2 separate regions of the Homo sapiens genome follow, and region 2 is linked to region 1. The links are chromatin loops, found by intact Hi-C in ENCODE. Cell type or tissue: heart left ventricle. All regions are shown on one strand.

Region 1 (8,000 bases):
TATCCACATTTGTATCCCCAATTTTATATAAAATGACAACGAAAACTTCCACATTACAAACTGGCTTCATTTCGTTAAAGTGCTGTTCTTTCTCCCCACCTCCCACCCACTAAGTAGCTAACTTCCTTATTTTAAGGAAACAGAAAAATGGAAGGAAAAAGTACTAAGAGTTTGGTGCCTAGATGCTGCATCAGACAGAAAAGCCATCAACAATTCAATTTCAACAAACAGAGCATCTATTATTTGCTAGATGCTAAAGACATGTAGATAAATATGGTGCCAATCTTCAAAAGCACAATTCAGTAGAACAGAAAAATATTTAAGCATATAATCTGCAATTAAGCTAGTAAGCCATTGTGAAGAAGAAAACAAAGTGCTAAAAAAGCAAAGAGAATAGAGCAATTAATGTACCTCAGGAGTTGAGATGGCTCTGTAAAACAAAAAACAAACAAACAAACAAAAGTGGCCAGTGAAAATCTGAGTTTATTACTTGTCATACTGTCTGCCCAGTCTTTTGAAGAGAAAAATGTTCCATCTAGAACCCCTAATATATAAATATATTTGCCTTCCTCCATCTCCAGTGGATGAAGAATGGGAATCTGACACATAATTCTAAACTGGCCTCATGAACTCAACTAGAAAAAAACTAAGTCAATCAGATTAACTATGTCAGAAATGTGAACTAAGAAATACCAATGACTCTTGGGGGATGAGCTAAAGGGTTATTAGGTAGAGCCGGAGTTTTATGGTCATGAAACCTAATCAAAGGTAAGGTGAGCAGAAACTCAGATCAGAATAGACAAAGGCACTTGAAGAACAGCCAAGTCACACTGATGGTCCAGTACCAGTGAAGTTCTACCAACATCTGTTAATTCCTCTCGTGTCGCCTTACTTTGAAAAGCACCTTCAATTCCATACTTCACAAATCCCAGTCATATTATAGTTCCATTCTTAGATCCTTGTGATAGTCCACTGATATAGTTTGAATGTTTGTCCCCTCCAAATCTCATGTTGAAATATAATCCCCAGTGTTGGAGGTAGGGCCTGGTGGGAGGTGTTTGGGTAATAGGGGCCGATACCTCATGAATGGCTTGGTGCTGTCCCCCCAACAGTGAGTTCTCTCAAGATCTGGTTGTTTCAAGGTGTGTAGTACCCATCTCCCCCATCTCTTGCTCCTATTCTCACCATGTGAAACGCCTGCTCCCCTTCCCTTCTGCCATGATTGTAAGCTACCTAAGACCCTCACCAGAAGCACATGCTGGAGCCCTGCTTGTACAGCCTGCAGAACTGTGAGCCAATTAAATCTCTTTTCTTTATAAATTACTCAGGTATTCCTTTATAGCAATGCAAATGGCCTAATACATCCACACATATAAATAAATGTCCCCTTATTTGGGCCAGCTTGTGTGGGTCTCTTTGCTAAATAGCCTGACAAAAATAGAAATCTTGAAAGATTTATTTTCTCTGCAGTTGAAATAGTGAACTTTATTTTTCTTACATAAGACTTGAAATTACCAAATATAATTTGAATATAAAGTCAGACTCTTAGTTGTTCTGGATAACATTCTATCTAAACTCCAACAAACATTTTGGAGAAATAATGAACATTTACCAACTATTGTCCATCCGTCTATCCATCCATTCATCCATTCAACCATCCATCCATCCATAAAATAGTCCTTAATTCCCTAGAATACTTTTGATATGTCCCTAGTAAATATAAGTCCTGTAAATAGAACACTAATAAGACAGTTTATCTACAATCAAGACAGGAAGGGATTCACGCACTGTAACAATTGGTGGGTAGGATCTTCCCTAACCACACACACTAAATATAGATGTCTATATAAACGGAAATAAAATGCACATACAAGAAAATATGAAATTATAAATTTTCAACACGGTCAGTGTCTACTTACAGAATCTAAAATCCAAAGAGAAAATGGCATTGGAAAGGTTTTAAGACATGATAAATATGATTAAAGGGCTAGAACACAAACCCTATAATGAAGAATTAAAATACTTTGAATATTTTTCCTGCTGACTCAAATTTGGCTTTTAAAAATATAATAATTTGGCCAGGCGCGGTGGCTCGTGCCTGTTATTGCAACACTTTGGGAGGCCTAGGCAGGAGGACCACTTGAGCCCACGAGTTCAACTTTGCAGTAAACCATGATCCTGCCACTGCACTCCATCCAGGGCAACAGAGAAAGACTCTGTCTCTAAAGAAGAATATGATATACTGTTAAGAACTCTTTAGTTTACATCTATAAAATGGAGGCAACAGTAGTGTGTACTTCATAGGGTTGTTACGAGCATTAAATGAGTTAATATAAAGTGTTAACAGCAGTTCCTAGTACATAAAAGAGCTCAGTAAGCATTAATTAGTTAATATTACTATTGCCCACTGCACTGCCACTGTAAGGCAAAAAATAATAATTAGAAAAAAACTGCCAGGCCAGGTGCAGTGGCTCACACCTGTAATCCCAGCATGTCTGGAGGTCCAGGCGGGAGGATGGCTTAAGCCCAGGACTTTGAGACCAGCTTGGGCAACATAGAGAAAGAGACCCCATCTCTACAAAAAATTAAAAATGAGTCAGGCATGCTGGTGCACACCTGTATCCCCAGCTACTGGGCACAGCCTGAGGTAGGAGGATTCCTCGAGCCCAGTAGTTCAAGACTGCAGTGAGCTATGATCATGCCACTGCATTCCAGCCTAGATGACAGACTGAGACCCTGTCTAAAAAAAATACCAACTCCCCAGTTGGGGTGTCCAAGTATATCTAGGCAGCTGATTACTGGAATAAGGAACAGATAATAGAGAGAGACATACCCTACTGGTGGCCCTTTCACATCCTAACATTAGGTGATCACAATCTAGCGAGATGGGGAAAATCTATGAAAGTCAAACACATTAATAAACAGACTAAAGCTGTTCTGAGAAACATATGTGGCCAGGCGCAGTGGCTCTTGCCTGTATTCCCAACACTTTGGGAGGCCAAGGTGGGTGGATCATTTGAGATCAGGAGTTTAAGACCTGCCTCGTCAATATGATGAAACCCCATCTCTACTAAAAATAAAAAATTAGCCAGGCATGGTGGCACACACCTGTAGTCCCAGCTACTAAGGAGGCTGAGGTGGAAAAATTGCTTGAACCTATGAGGCGGAGGTTGCAGTGAGCCGAGATGGAACCACTGCACTCAGGCCTGGGCGACAGAGTGAGACCCTGTCTCAAAAAAGAAAAAGAAAAAGAAAAAAGAAAAACATATGTGAACATTTTAACAAGTGCAAAAAAAAAAGCACTTGAAAGTCCTAAACCAAGTTAAGACTGATAGGGAAAAAAAAAAAAATTATCAAAATTTATCAAAGCCTTTATAACAAATACCATGCTTGAAAATGAGCTTAAAGTCCCAGATTAGGGCCAAAACAAAGACGCCCACAAAATCACTACAATTTATTTGCTTTGCATTCATGTATTTTGTAAAATATTTTAAAACATTGAACTGTGGGCGGGGCACAGTGGCTCACGCCTGTAATCCCAACACTTTGGGAGGCTGAGGCAGGCAAATCACAAGGTCAAGAGTTCGAGACCAGCCTGGCCAACATGGTGAAACCCCATCTCTACTAAAAATACAAAAATTGGCCGGGCATGGTGGTGTGTGCCTGTAATCCCAGCTACTCAGGAGGCTGAGGCAGAAGAATCGCTTGAATCCGGGAGGCGGATGTTGCAGTGAGCTGAGATCACGCCACTGCACTCCAGCCTGGGCGACAGAGCAAGACTTCATCTCAAAAGAAAAAAGAAAAACAAACAAAGACAAAAAAACCCCACTGAACTGTGAGACTATTGATGCTATATGCCAAGGGCCAATGACTTTTTTTAATCCCTTTGGTAATATACATCCTGAAAACATTGTCAATCTGGATCAGATAATACCTGTTCCAAGTTTAGTTTAAAAAAAACAAACATTCATTATAAAATTTAGAAAAACTGAGTTTTGGTCAAGGCTTTGTCTTTAAAATTACTATTGTGACTTTTGACAAGTGAATTCATTTTTCTGGGCCTCAGTTTTCTCCTTTATAAAATGAAAAGGGGGCAGTTACTGGGTAATCTCTGGGGTCCTTTTCAATACTAATATCAGTTGTCCAAGATGAACTGTGAAGTCCTAATCGAGTATAATAACAAATCAACTTGAAATTGCCACTAGAGGGTGTCCTGCTCCAGGGCGGTATGCATGCCATAGGCTAATCTACAAAGCCAAGGGTGTATTTCTAGCATTTTACTGGTGCCTCAGTATTCCAACAGCTAAAGGATTATGGGACTCTGATTCAATTACTAACTCGTTCAGAACTGACGGTAGTCTTGCATCTGTATCAAAGCTAGTAATTGGGTAGAAAGCTGAAAGAAGACAGGATGTATGGAAAATTTTACAGAAACCCAGTGGAATTCTGAACATGGAGGAGGGAAGGTAGAGAATATGGAAAACCTAACCTAAAAGGGAAGGTTCATGGATGATGACAAGAGATTAAAGTCAATGATAACATCTAATCTAATAATCAGTATTAAATGACAGAGTCATCTCAGGAACATTTAAGTCACCTAAATTAATTACCTCTCTTTTTCCTCTTGATAGAGAAAATAGCCCTAAAATACAAGGCTATAATCATGATTATGTAATAGGTGCTTTAAATTCTTCTATTTTCTATTTTTTCTTGCTTGAAAGTTAAATATCATCTAAATAAAAATATTCACTAATCAGAATGACAAAATTAATGTAACTACTTTGTTGATTTTGACTAGCATTTTCTATTAGAATGAGTTGAGTACATTATCTCAAAGATACTCAAAGAATAATAAATAAGATGGCAGTTTCTCCAAAAAATAATCTTGGTATTAATATTTAAGACTACTAGCACACAACACTGTTTAATAGTACAGAAAGGCTAATGAATATACCTGAAAACTACCATGAAAAGTGTGCTTAATAAGGTAATTTGCTGAATTCTACCGAGAATCATTAAACAGTGCTAAAAGAGAATTTCAGCACCACTCAAAACAGCTAAAAAGACTGAGAAGAGTTCAAGTTACTGAGGTATTTAAAACACCAATAATGGCAGTTGGTTTAAGACCAAAAGTTATAACGCCTTTTAGGAGCTTTTATGCCTTGGGAGGGGCTGACGTTTCACACATCAAAGTTTGTCACCCAAGCAAAGCACAATTAATTAAATGGACACACAATCCAACCTTTTATATGTTTACAGTATAAAATTTTCCCAATAATTTTACAAAACTGGTTTTGAGATTCTATAGGCTGTAACTTTATGAAAACTTACTTCAGCATTATAAAACAGTTTTCAAAATCAATTCTACAAGATCCCAGATTCTGCCACTTTATGTTAAAAAGACTTTCCAGTGTATTGTACACCTGCAGCCATGTGTTCCTGTAAGTCTGTTATTATTCTTTACTTTTTACCAATTCTATTAGATTATCATTATTTGTTACCTGATCATACTCCAAGGCTCCTGGGTAGAGCGGCCATCCAAGAAATAATTCTGCAATCACACATCCCAATGACCACATGTCTATGGCTTCACAAAATGGCAACCCCAATATAATCTCTGGAGCTCTGAAATTTAAAATTAAAACAAAAATCAGGGTGGTTTTTCTCTAAAATTACCTAATTTCAACTGGCATTCTAGGAAGTTGGTAAAATGACAGAGGTATCACATTCTATGTATAGGAACTCTTCACTATTTCAGAACTCTTTGAAACCTAGACATAATCCTGAATTAATCTGAAAGGGGTACTATGAGTACAACATTTCTATAATAAAGTCTCTTCCACTGTAATCCTTTTCCCTTATAGTTTTACTAACATAACATTTTTTGAAAAAGGAAAAACATACATCTTGTTTTTAAGACTACAGCAGATCAGAAATAACACAATAGGAAGAGAACTGGCAAACTATTAAATACATACTATGACATCAGCAGAACTGAAAACCAGACATTGAGAGAGAAAACAAAAACAAAGCAAAATCCTCAAAGGCTAAAAGTGAATCTAGACCTAGATATTACTTCAGAATACAGTAATAAATATTTACCTAATTGGAGCCATTAGTCATCCAAGAGATTAAACTAAATTCAGTGTATTCTGTCTTAAAAGGCAGACAAGTATACAGCATATAACAACATAGTTAAAAAGCATTTCAGCACTTAAAAGTGTTTGGTCATTTGGGAAATGTACTCCAAGAAACATATTATTCCTAGATAAATTATGTTGCACCTTCATATGGATTTCCCTTGAGAAGATTCATGTTCTAAGACAGACTCCATGTACAGCTGTGTAATTCCAAAGAAGTCATATGGATCACAGTTATCCTAGATTAGTGTGCATGTGTTTAATTTTAAAACAATCTCAATCTTACAGAGAAGTTGCAAGAACAGTACATATTTTTTCCTTAAATCACCCGAGAATAACTTGCCAAATATCTGTATACTTTATAGTTCCTACAAAGAAGAATATTCTCCTACATAACCACAATACAATCATCAAAATCAAGAAATGAACTCTGATACATCTCCACCTTCTAAGCTTCAGACTCCATTTAAGTTTGGCCAATTATACTAATACCGTCCTTTTTGGCAAAAGGATCCAACTCAGGATCATGCATTGCATCTAGTTGTCCTATCTCTTTCAGTCTTTTTCAATATGGAATAATTCCTAAGTTTTGTCTAGATTTCCATGACCTTTGTATAACATATTACAGGACAGATATTTGAAGAAACGTCCCTCAGTGTGGGTTTGTCTGATGTTTCCTCATAATTAGATTCAGAGGAACATCACAGAAGTGATCATGTTTTCTCATTGTATCTTATTAGGCATGCAATTCTGATATGTTCCATTACTAATAATTTTTACTTTGATCACATGATGTCTGCTATATTTCTCTACTACTAAGTTCCTACTTTTCTCTTTCTAATTAAGTATTTTGTGGGATCTCAAATTGAAACTATATAAATAATCCATTTCTTATCAAACTTTCATTTTTTTCATTTATTTACCTGTATGAGTACAGATTAAAGGATTCCTACTTTGTTCAATGAGTTATAATCCATGACTATAATTACTTATTTTGATTCTCAGATTTTCCCAGATTTGGCGTGGTAGCTCACACCTGTAATCCCAGCACTTTGGGAGGCCAACATGGTAGGATTGCTTGAGCCCAAGAGTTCCAGATCAGCCTGGGCAACATAATGAGACCTCATCTCTCCAAAAAAAGAAAAAATTTTTTTTAATTAGCCAGGGTGATGGTCCGCACCTGTAGTCCCAGCTATTTGGGAGACTGAGGTGGAAGGGTCACTTGAGCCCAGGAGGTCCAAGCTGCAGTGAGCTGAGATTGTGCCACTGCACTCCAGCCTGAGGGACAGAGCCAGGCTCTGTCTCGGGGGAAAAAAAAAAAAATCCCAGATTTGACCAGTCATAACTCCCTCAGACTTTTATGTTCTTCTGACAATAATCTCTGATTATTTCTTTGCTTTCTGACACAGCAAGATATTCCAGGCACATCTTGTTCTTTCCCTGCTCCAGTCCTAAAAACAGCTATTTCTCTGAGGATCTCTGGTATCTTTTCGTATAGAATAGACCTTTGAAACAAAGATCAGGGAGCTATGGATCCTCATTACTATTGGGATGGTTCCCAGACCTTCTCAGTACGTATATTACCTAGAGTTAAGCAAAATAAGCCTGCTAATTTCTTAACTGAGACTGGGGGTTGTCATCTCCTAAGGCAGTGGTTCTCAATCTTGGCTACACATTACAATTATTTGGTCCTGGCCACACCCTACACCAATTAAATCAGAAACCCTGGGGATTAGACTTAGGAATCAAGAGTGGCTTCAACATATAGCCAAAGTTGAGAACCAAAGCCTTACACTCAAGAAGTTAGACCAATGGGAGGACCACCCCATTTCTTCCCTACAACTCTTCTGGCAAAGGAAA
Region 2 (8,000 bases), 260 kb after region 1:
TTACCTGAAGTACATTTATGGCTGGGTCATATCGTGACATAAATAATCACATTTTGTAGCTTGCTTTAGACGGAATGCGATTTTTTTTTTTTTTGAGACGGAGTCTCGCTCTGTCACCCAGGCTAGAGTGCAATGGCGCAATCTCGGCTCATTGCAACCACCACCTCCAGGGTTCAAGTGATTCTCCTGCCTCAGCCTCCCGAGTAGCTGGGATTACAGGCACGTGCCACCACACCCGGCTAATTTTTGTATTTTTAATAGAGATGGGTTTTGCCATGTTGGTAAGGCTGGTTTCGAATTCCTGACCTCAGGTGATCTGCCCGCCTCAGCCTCCCAAAGTGCTAGGATTACAGGCGTGAGCCACCGCGCCCGGCTGGAATGAGATTTTTAAAAACACCAGGACTGAGAATCCATCCACCCAACCAAGAGCCAACAAAGTAGTAGTTACTTTAAACATTCACTTATCCATGAGACTACTGAAGAAATCCAAGAGGCTTGGTGATACTGACCTCACTCTCAGTTCTATCCACAAGTAGTAAAGTACTGCCAAATACACTTAGCAATTTCAGGAAAAGACACTTGTCTCCACAACCTGTTACTGAATGCAGCATATAGAATCCATTCGATTCTGGAGGACAACACACTCCAAAGGATGTTTCGTTTTGGAAGGAGAGCTGTAGGGGAAGGTACAGGGGGATGCTTAGCAATGCTTCCTGAGTGACTAAATGAACGAAGTGGATCTCCCTGGCCCTTAGTAATAATCCTATGAGATTCCAGGAAGAAAATTAGCTTATCTTCATAGAGCAACAACAAAATGATTCAATATGAATATTGTGGTTCTGAAGTTTGCTTCCTTCATTCTTGACTTTTGCCAGTTGCAGAACTCCACCAGTGGACACCGAGGTAGTGGGCGGCCAAGAGTCTGTGAAGCCAGTTATTCATGCATCAAGATTTCAAACGGTCCAAATGGAACTCTGGCAATGTAAGAACTCAGGAGGGGAAAAATATCTTGCAAGAATCTACTCTTACAAAAGAAGAGTTTTTGAGATTTAGGAAGAATGACTGCAGGAAGTGGTGATCAGCGCTGTGCAGTTGGGGTTAAGCTCCTCTCCTTCAGCCTTGGAGCGGCAGGAAAAGGCCCCAAACACTCTGAGGCTGAGGCTTCTCTGCCCAGGAACCCAGGATCATACAACCGCCAGGCACAGTGGCCACAGAGCAGCCTCCACCTTAAGGGAACAATTCCAGACACGACCTCATTGAATACACCATGGAAGATGTTATCTTCTTTAAAAGTACCCTCATGGCAGGGCGCAGTGGCTCACGCCTACAATCCCAGCACTTTGGGAGGCCAAGGCGGGTGGATCACGAGGTCAGGAGATCGAGACCATCCTGGCTAACACGGTGAAACCCCGTCTCTACTAAAAATACAAAAAAATTAGCCAGGCATGGTGGCAGGCGCCTGTAGTCCCAGCTACTTGGGAGGCTGAGGCAGGAGAATGGCGTGAACCTGGGAGGCAGAGGTTGCAGTGAGCCGAGATCGCGCCACTGCACTCCAGCCTGGGCGACAGAGCAAGACTCCATCTCAAAAAAAAAAAAAACCCTTACAAGGAAAAAGGCAGGCAACTGCCATCTCCCAGTCACGCATCCCCAGGAACTTGGCTGTATTATATCCTGCCTCAGAGACAAACTCATCTATTGTAGGCCTGGCCTGGATTGCTGCCTTTGAAAACAAGGAAAGGTCAGCAGAATATCAACCAAGGCATGGAATTTCCAGGGAGGTCTCATTTCAAAATGTCATCAACAAGAACCACATGGACCTCTGTGAGAGGGATGATTAAACTAGCCTGAGTTTGAATGAAAGGATTATGTGTACCCAACCTGTAACAAACACCAAGGAGGTAAAGTGGCAGAGGGTCTTGTATGAGCAACAGCCCTTTCCTGATAACTTTGTGGACCGGCGGTTCCTGGAAGAGCTCTGGAAAAACATCCATGCTCGGAAATACCAATATTGGGCTATGGTATTTGAGTCCAGTGTGGTGATCCCGCAGCTGTGCAGTGTTTTTGTTTTTCTGGTTATCTGGTGGTATATGGATGAGGGTCTTCTGGCCCCCCAATGGCTTTTTGGGACTGGCCTGGCTTCTTCACTGATTGGGTATGTTTTGTTTGATCTCACTGATGGAGGTGAAGGGCAGAAGAGTGGGTGGACCCGGTGGGCTGACCTGAAGAGTGCCCTAGTCTTCATTACTTTCACTTATGGCTTTTCACCAGTGCTAAGACCCTGACAGAGTCTGTCAGCACTGACACCATCTATGCCATGTCAGTCTTCATGCTGGTAGGCCACCTCATCTTTTTTAACTATGGTGCCAATGATGCCTTTGTATCCACTGTATCCAGCACACTATCCTTGAACATGGCCATCTTTGCTTCTGGATGCTTGGCTTCCACCTTCCCCAGTCCCTGCATGTCTTCATCATGGGAACACTTGCCATCCAGATTTTTGTCCTGTGGCTCATGCTACAGAAGAAACTAAAGGCACGGACTCCCAAGGGCTATGTGGTGGTCACACTGCTTTTTGCCTTTTCGGTCTTGGAAGGCCTACTGCCTATTAGTGCTGTGGGAGCCGTACTCTTTGCCCTTCTGTTGATTTCTATCTCATGTCTCTGTCCATTTTACCTCATTCGCCTGCAGCTTTTTAAAGAAAATATTCAGAGGCCTTGGGATGAAGCTGAAATCAAGGAAGACTTGTCTAGGTTCCTCAGCTAAATTAGGGACATTCTGATAGACTAGCCTCCTAACTAGTATAAAACTTAAAGACAGGCCGGGTGTGGTGGCTCACGACTGTAATCACAGCACTCTGGGAGGCCCGAGGCGGATGGATCACGAGGTCAAGAGTTCGAGACCAGCCTGGCCAACATGGTGAAACCCCGTCTCTACTAAGAATCCAAAAATTAGCCGGGCATGGTGGCGCGTGCCTGTAATCCCAGCTATTCAGGAGGCTGAGGCAGGAGAATCGCTTGAAACCGGGAGATGGAGGTTGCAGTAAGCTGAGATCGCGCCACCACACTCCAGCCTGGGTGACAGAGCAAGACTCCGTCTTGAAAAAATAAAAAATGAACCAAAGGCTTGGGTGGTGAGGGTGCTTATCCTTTCTGTAATTCTGTGGATGAAAAAGCTTTCTGGGACCCTCTTGAATTATTCGCTGTAACAAATGAAGTGATGTGGTTTCTATTAAAAAAATAATAATGCATTCAAACAAACAAAAATAAATAAATATGAATAAAAGTACCCTCACAAAATGCAGCCAGTCTGCCAGATTACAGTGACCCAGATTCTCCAGTCTCCTGCCTGGGACCCAAAAAGATACATCTGGCTCTACTTTTTTTTGTTAAGGAGAGACAGGGTCTGGCTCTGTCACCCAGGCTGGAGTACAGTGGCATGATCATAGTTCACTGCAGCCTCAAACTCCTGGGCACAAGTGATCCTTTTGCCTCAGCCTCAGCTTGTAGCTGGGAGTACAACTGTGTGCCACCACAACAGGCTAATTTTTTTTGTATTTTTTGTAGAGACATGATCTCACTATGTTGCCTAGGCTGGACTTGAAATCCTGGGTTCAGATGATGCTCCTGCCTTGGCATTCCAAAGTACTGGGATTATAGTGTAAGCCACCATGCCCAGCCCTGTTTTTTGTTTTGTTTTTTTAATTTATCACATCATTATAGATTAGAACCAACATCAGTGCTGATCTGCATACATGTAATTTCTACCTGAGTTTCTATAGCCAGATCCAAGTCCTTGTATAAACCCTGGGACCATCAGCAATCTCAAAAATCCTGAAAGCAGAATGTATTCTGACTCTACCAGGTCTGAAATCCTTCTCATGGAGTATCTGATTTCCTCCCCATCAGTCCTATTGGAATACCTACCCAACTGCTTCTTCAAGTCTTCCTTCAAAACACAAAATCACTGCACTTCCTTACAAAGAAGGATCAGAGAAAACAGCTGCTTGCAGTAAAATGTAGCCCTTCCCCCTGGTTGTGCAGGAGTGGCTGCTGGCCTTCCTGGAGTCTTTCTGAAATGGCTTCCAAGTTTCTTTTCTTTTTTCTTTTTTTGAGACAGAGTCTCACTCTGTTGCCCAGGCTGGAATGTAGTGGTGCTATCTCAGCTCACTGCAGCCTCTGCCTCCCGGGTTCAAGCGATTCTCCTGCCTCAGCCTCCCAAGTAGCTGGGATTACAGGCGCGTGCCACCACACCCAGCTAATTTTTGTATTTTTAGTAGAGATGGGGTTTCACCATGTTGCCCAGGCTGGTCTCAAACTCCTGACCTCAGGTGATCTGCCTGCCTCGGCCTCCCAAAGTGCTGGGATTATAGGCGTGAGCCACCACGCCCGGCTAACTTGTAAGTTTCTCTTAGCTTCCTGTACAGAAGGCTTCAGGTGCCGATATTACTGCATTACTCATACAGTAATATAGTCTTACCCCTTGCTGTTGTGGCAGTTGGTCATTCCAACTTCATGGCTCTGCTTCTAATATAACATCCCTGTCTAAAATGCAGACATACATGTGTACACTTTAAAAAAAAAAAAAAAAAAAAAAAAAGAACAGATCGTCTATGAGACCCAAATCACTCACGCTCAGAGGACATGTCAGGAATTCTGGTCACTGAAGTTCCTTGAAAAATAATGCTCAAACACCAGGGATTTCCTATGACTTCCTCATCTAGGAGATTCGTGAACTCAAGCTATTTTATCTGAAAACAGTTAAATCTAATTCCAGAATTTAATTCAATCATCACATCTGTGTATTGTCTCAGGGTCAATTTTTCAGTAAGAATTCCAGACATTTCTCTTCGTTCACATTACAGTAAACTATTTTTCAATACATTTCCTCCTTGACTTTCAAGGCTTGAAAGTCAAAGACTTTCCTTTCACTAGATCTCATAAGTCATAACTGCTCTCAACCAGATGCAGGAGTAATTTTGTATAAAAGAACAAGCTTTTTAAAGTCCAATAACTGTATCTTTGGGGGAAGGTTAAAAGAATGTTTAAATACAAAAAAGAAAGTAAAAAAAAAAAGAGAGAGAGACAAATAACTCTCCTCTAGAAAAAAGGGCTTGGGAGCCCTGGCTAGGCCAGGCAGGGAGGAAGCAATAAATAGGGGGAGAAAATGGCAATAAGACGTTATATAGCCCTTCTAACAAAAATACCAGAAGGGAGGGGTGAGGGACAAGGCTGTCTGAGGGAGGGCAGGAGGTGAGGCCATGGCTTGGTCTCTTTTGCGCTTGGATGGCCGTCAGCTCAGCATGAGGCATCTGAAAGAACTACCCAGATTGCAGAAGAGAGAGGTCCCAGCCTCCTTGGAAGGACATGATGGGGGAGGAGTGGAGACAACAGCTGAGTGTTACCTGTAAAACTCGAGAACAAAATGCTTCTTTGATTTGTAAACTTGCACTCATAAATACAATCTCTCAAAATAGAATTCAGTGGATTTCTCAACAAGTCTTTTCAACAGTGATACACAATATTCTTCCCTTTGGAATCGGTGCTGTTAAATAGACATGTACTATATAGCCATTTTCCAATGCAACATTAGAGTACAGAACAGGTATTCTGTGGCTAGTGAGTAATACTGCTGCTGTAGGGTGCATACACGTTAGGATCGGACGAGGATCTTACTCAGGATTGCATCGTAGTAGGGACAGAAGACCATCTTGTTATAGTTGACCAGGCGAGCAAATTTAATAGCAACTTCCTCCAGCTCTCTCTGAACTGGACTGAGTCCCCCAGGGACTGTGGGCAATGGCTTCTGATGACCCGAGGCAAGGTAGGTTTCTAAGAAGGTCAGGATTCGAGATTCTGTGACAAAAAAGAAAGTGGTCAGTTGTTTCTTGTCCTTCACCTTACAAACCTTACTGTGCTTCAGTTCTTAGCTTAACCATCACCTCTTAGGGGAAGTTGTCCCCGATCAATACTCCCAGACCAGATACCCACAGCACCTTGCACTTCTGCATATTCATCCCATTTATAATGTTTTCTCTCCCCTCTAGATGGTTAGTTTCATGAAGGTAGGAGCCATGCTCATCTTGTTCATCATGTCTCCTCAGCACTCAGCACAGTGACTGGCATGAGACCCAGCTCCCAGGAGAAGCTCAAACACACTTGGAATGCAAGAATGAATGCATGAGTGGCCAGGCGCGGTGGCTCACGCCTGTAATCCCAGCACTTTGGGAGGCTAAGGTGGGCGGGTCACCTGAGGTCAAGAGTTCGACCAGCCTGGCCATTGTGGTGAAGCCCCGTCTCTACTAAAAATATAAAAAGTAGCCAGGTGTGGTGGCGCACACCTGTTGTCCCAGCTACTCGGGAGCCTGAGGCACAAGAATCACTTGAACCCAGGAGGTGGAGGTTACAGTGAGCTGAGATCATGCCATTGCACTCCAGCCTGGGCGACAGAGCCAGACTCTGTCCCCAAACAAAACAAAACAAAAAAAATGAATGAATGCATGAGTGAGTAAAGGAAGACTGGAGACATGCTCTGCTCTCCGAGGAGCAACACATCCTGAGACCATTGTTAGCCATCGCTGACGATCACATAAAAAGGTGGAAGATTAAAGCAGGAATTACAGGTTCAAAAAAGACTTTTTTCCTACTAAGCCTCCATGAAAGCAGCTCGTGCTTCCTTCTCTGATGCCTGCATGGAAGTCATGGGCATTTGTAAACTTGTCCTACTTGGAGGAATAATTTAGGTTGATGCTTTTCTAGTCCATTCCCCTTCACAATGCTTTTGTACTCTTGTGTATCCTCATGAAAAAAGATTTGATCAAGCCACACTTCTTGCAGATTTTATCACAAAAACAACAGAGACATTTATATGGAATAGACTTTTTCAAACTACATGCCTTGCCTCCTGCCTGGGGAATCCTCTCAGGTGCAAATAACTTATACCCTCCTGAGCCTCACAACACAGACAGAAACTGCTGACAGGACAGGGCCTAACACCCTTACTCTTTTTTTTTCTCGAGACACAGTTTCACTCTGTCGCCCAGGCTGCAGTGCAGTGGCACAATCTCAGCTCACTACACCTCCGCCTCCCGAGTTCAAGCGATTCTCCCCACTCTGCCTCCCGAGTAGCTGGGATTACAGGCGCATGCCACCATGCCCAGCTAATTTTTGTATTATTAGTAGAGGCGGGGTTTCACCATGTTGCCCGGGCTGGTCTTGAATTCCTGACCTCAAGTGATCCGTCTGCCCCCGCCTCCCAAAGTGCTGGAACTACAGGAGTGAGCCACTGCACCCAGCCCTATCACCCTTCTTCTTTTTTTTTTCTTTTTTGAGATGGAGTTTCCCTCGTCTCCCAGGCTGGAGTGCAGTGGCGCGATCTCGGCTCACTGCAACCCCCGCCTCCTGGGTTCAAGTGACTCTCCTGCCTCAGCCTTCCGAGTACCTGGGATTACAGGCACACGCCACCATGCCCAGGAAATTTTTGTATTTTTTGTAGAGACGGGGTTTCACCATGTTGGCCAGGCTGGTCTCAAACTCCTGACCTCAGGTAATCTGCCCACCTTGGCCTCCCAAATGCTGGGATTACAGGCATGAGTCATCACACCTGGCCCTATCACCCTTATTCTTTTTTTTTTTTTTTTTTTTGAGACAGACTTTAGCTCTTATTGCCCAGGCTGGAGTGCAATGGCACAATCTCGGCTCACCACAATCTCCACCTTTCAGGTTCAAGCGATTATCCTGCCTCAGCCTCTCAAGTAGCTAGCATCACAGGCATGCACCACCATGCCTGGCTAATTTCGCATTTTTAGTAAAGGCGGAGTTTCTACATGTTGGTCAGCCTGGTCTCGAACTTCCAATCTCAGGTGAACTGCCCGGCTCGGCCTCCCAAAATGTTGGGATTATAGGCATGAGCCACTGTGCTCAGCACCCTTATTCTTAAGTTAGTTTGGTTCTCTAAGGTTCCCAGGGCTGGCAGCCTCACTGAAGTAGAAATCTTTGTATTGT

What was found. Hi-C counts contacts between places; a loop is a spot of excess contacts. Peaks named below come from ENCODE experiments on the same cell type or tissue, not always from the same donor. Only the 100,000 strongest peaks of a DNase experiment are listed, where the experiment ranks them.
Region 2: it touches region 1 in a loop (4-fold over the local background); 3 of 110 quality-filtered maps call a loop at or near these places.

Annotation. Positions count from the first base shown.
Region 1 is chr11:33,326,135-33,334,134 of GRCh38, reverse strand. HIPK3 (homeodomain interacting protein kinase 3) reads right to left here. Exons shown (of 17, transcript NM_005734.5): 3 at 5,502-5,625. Among named protein-coding and RNA genes, the nearest start is that of KIAA1549L, 46 kb to the left of the region's middle. In heart left ventricle, a CTCF peak has its summit at 4,197 (motif pointing right); no DNase peak of the experiment used is centred here; H3K27ac peaks cover 388 bases.
Region 2 is chr11:33,070,326-33,078,325 of GRCh38, reverse strand. It overlaps TCP11L1 (t-complex 11 like 1), which reads right to left. Exons shown (of 10, transcript NM_018393.4): 10 at 4,776-5,852. The coding sequence ends at 5,650. LINC00294 (long intergenic non-protein coding RNA 294) reads right to left here and starts at 2,176. Exons shown (of 1, transcript NR_015451.1): 1 at 1-2,176. It also overlaps the pseudogene PIGCP1. In heart left ventricle, no CTCF peak of the experiment used is centred here; no DNase peak of the experiment used is centred here.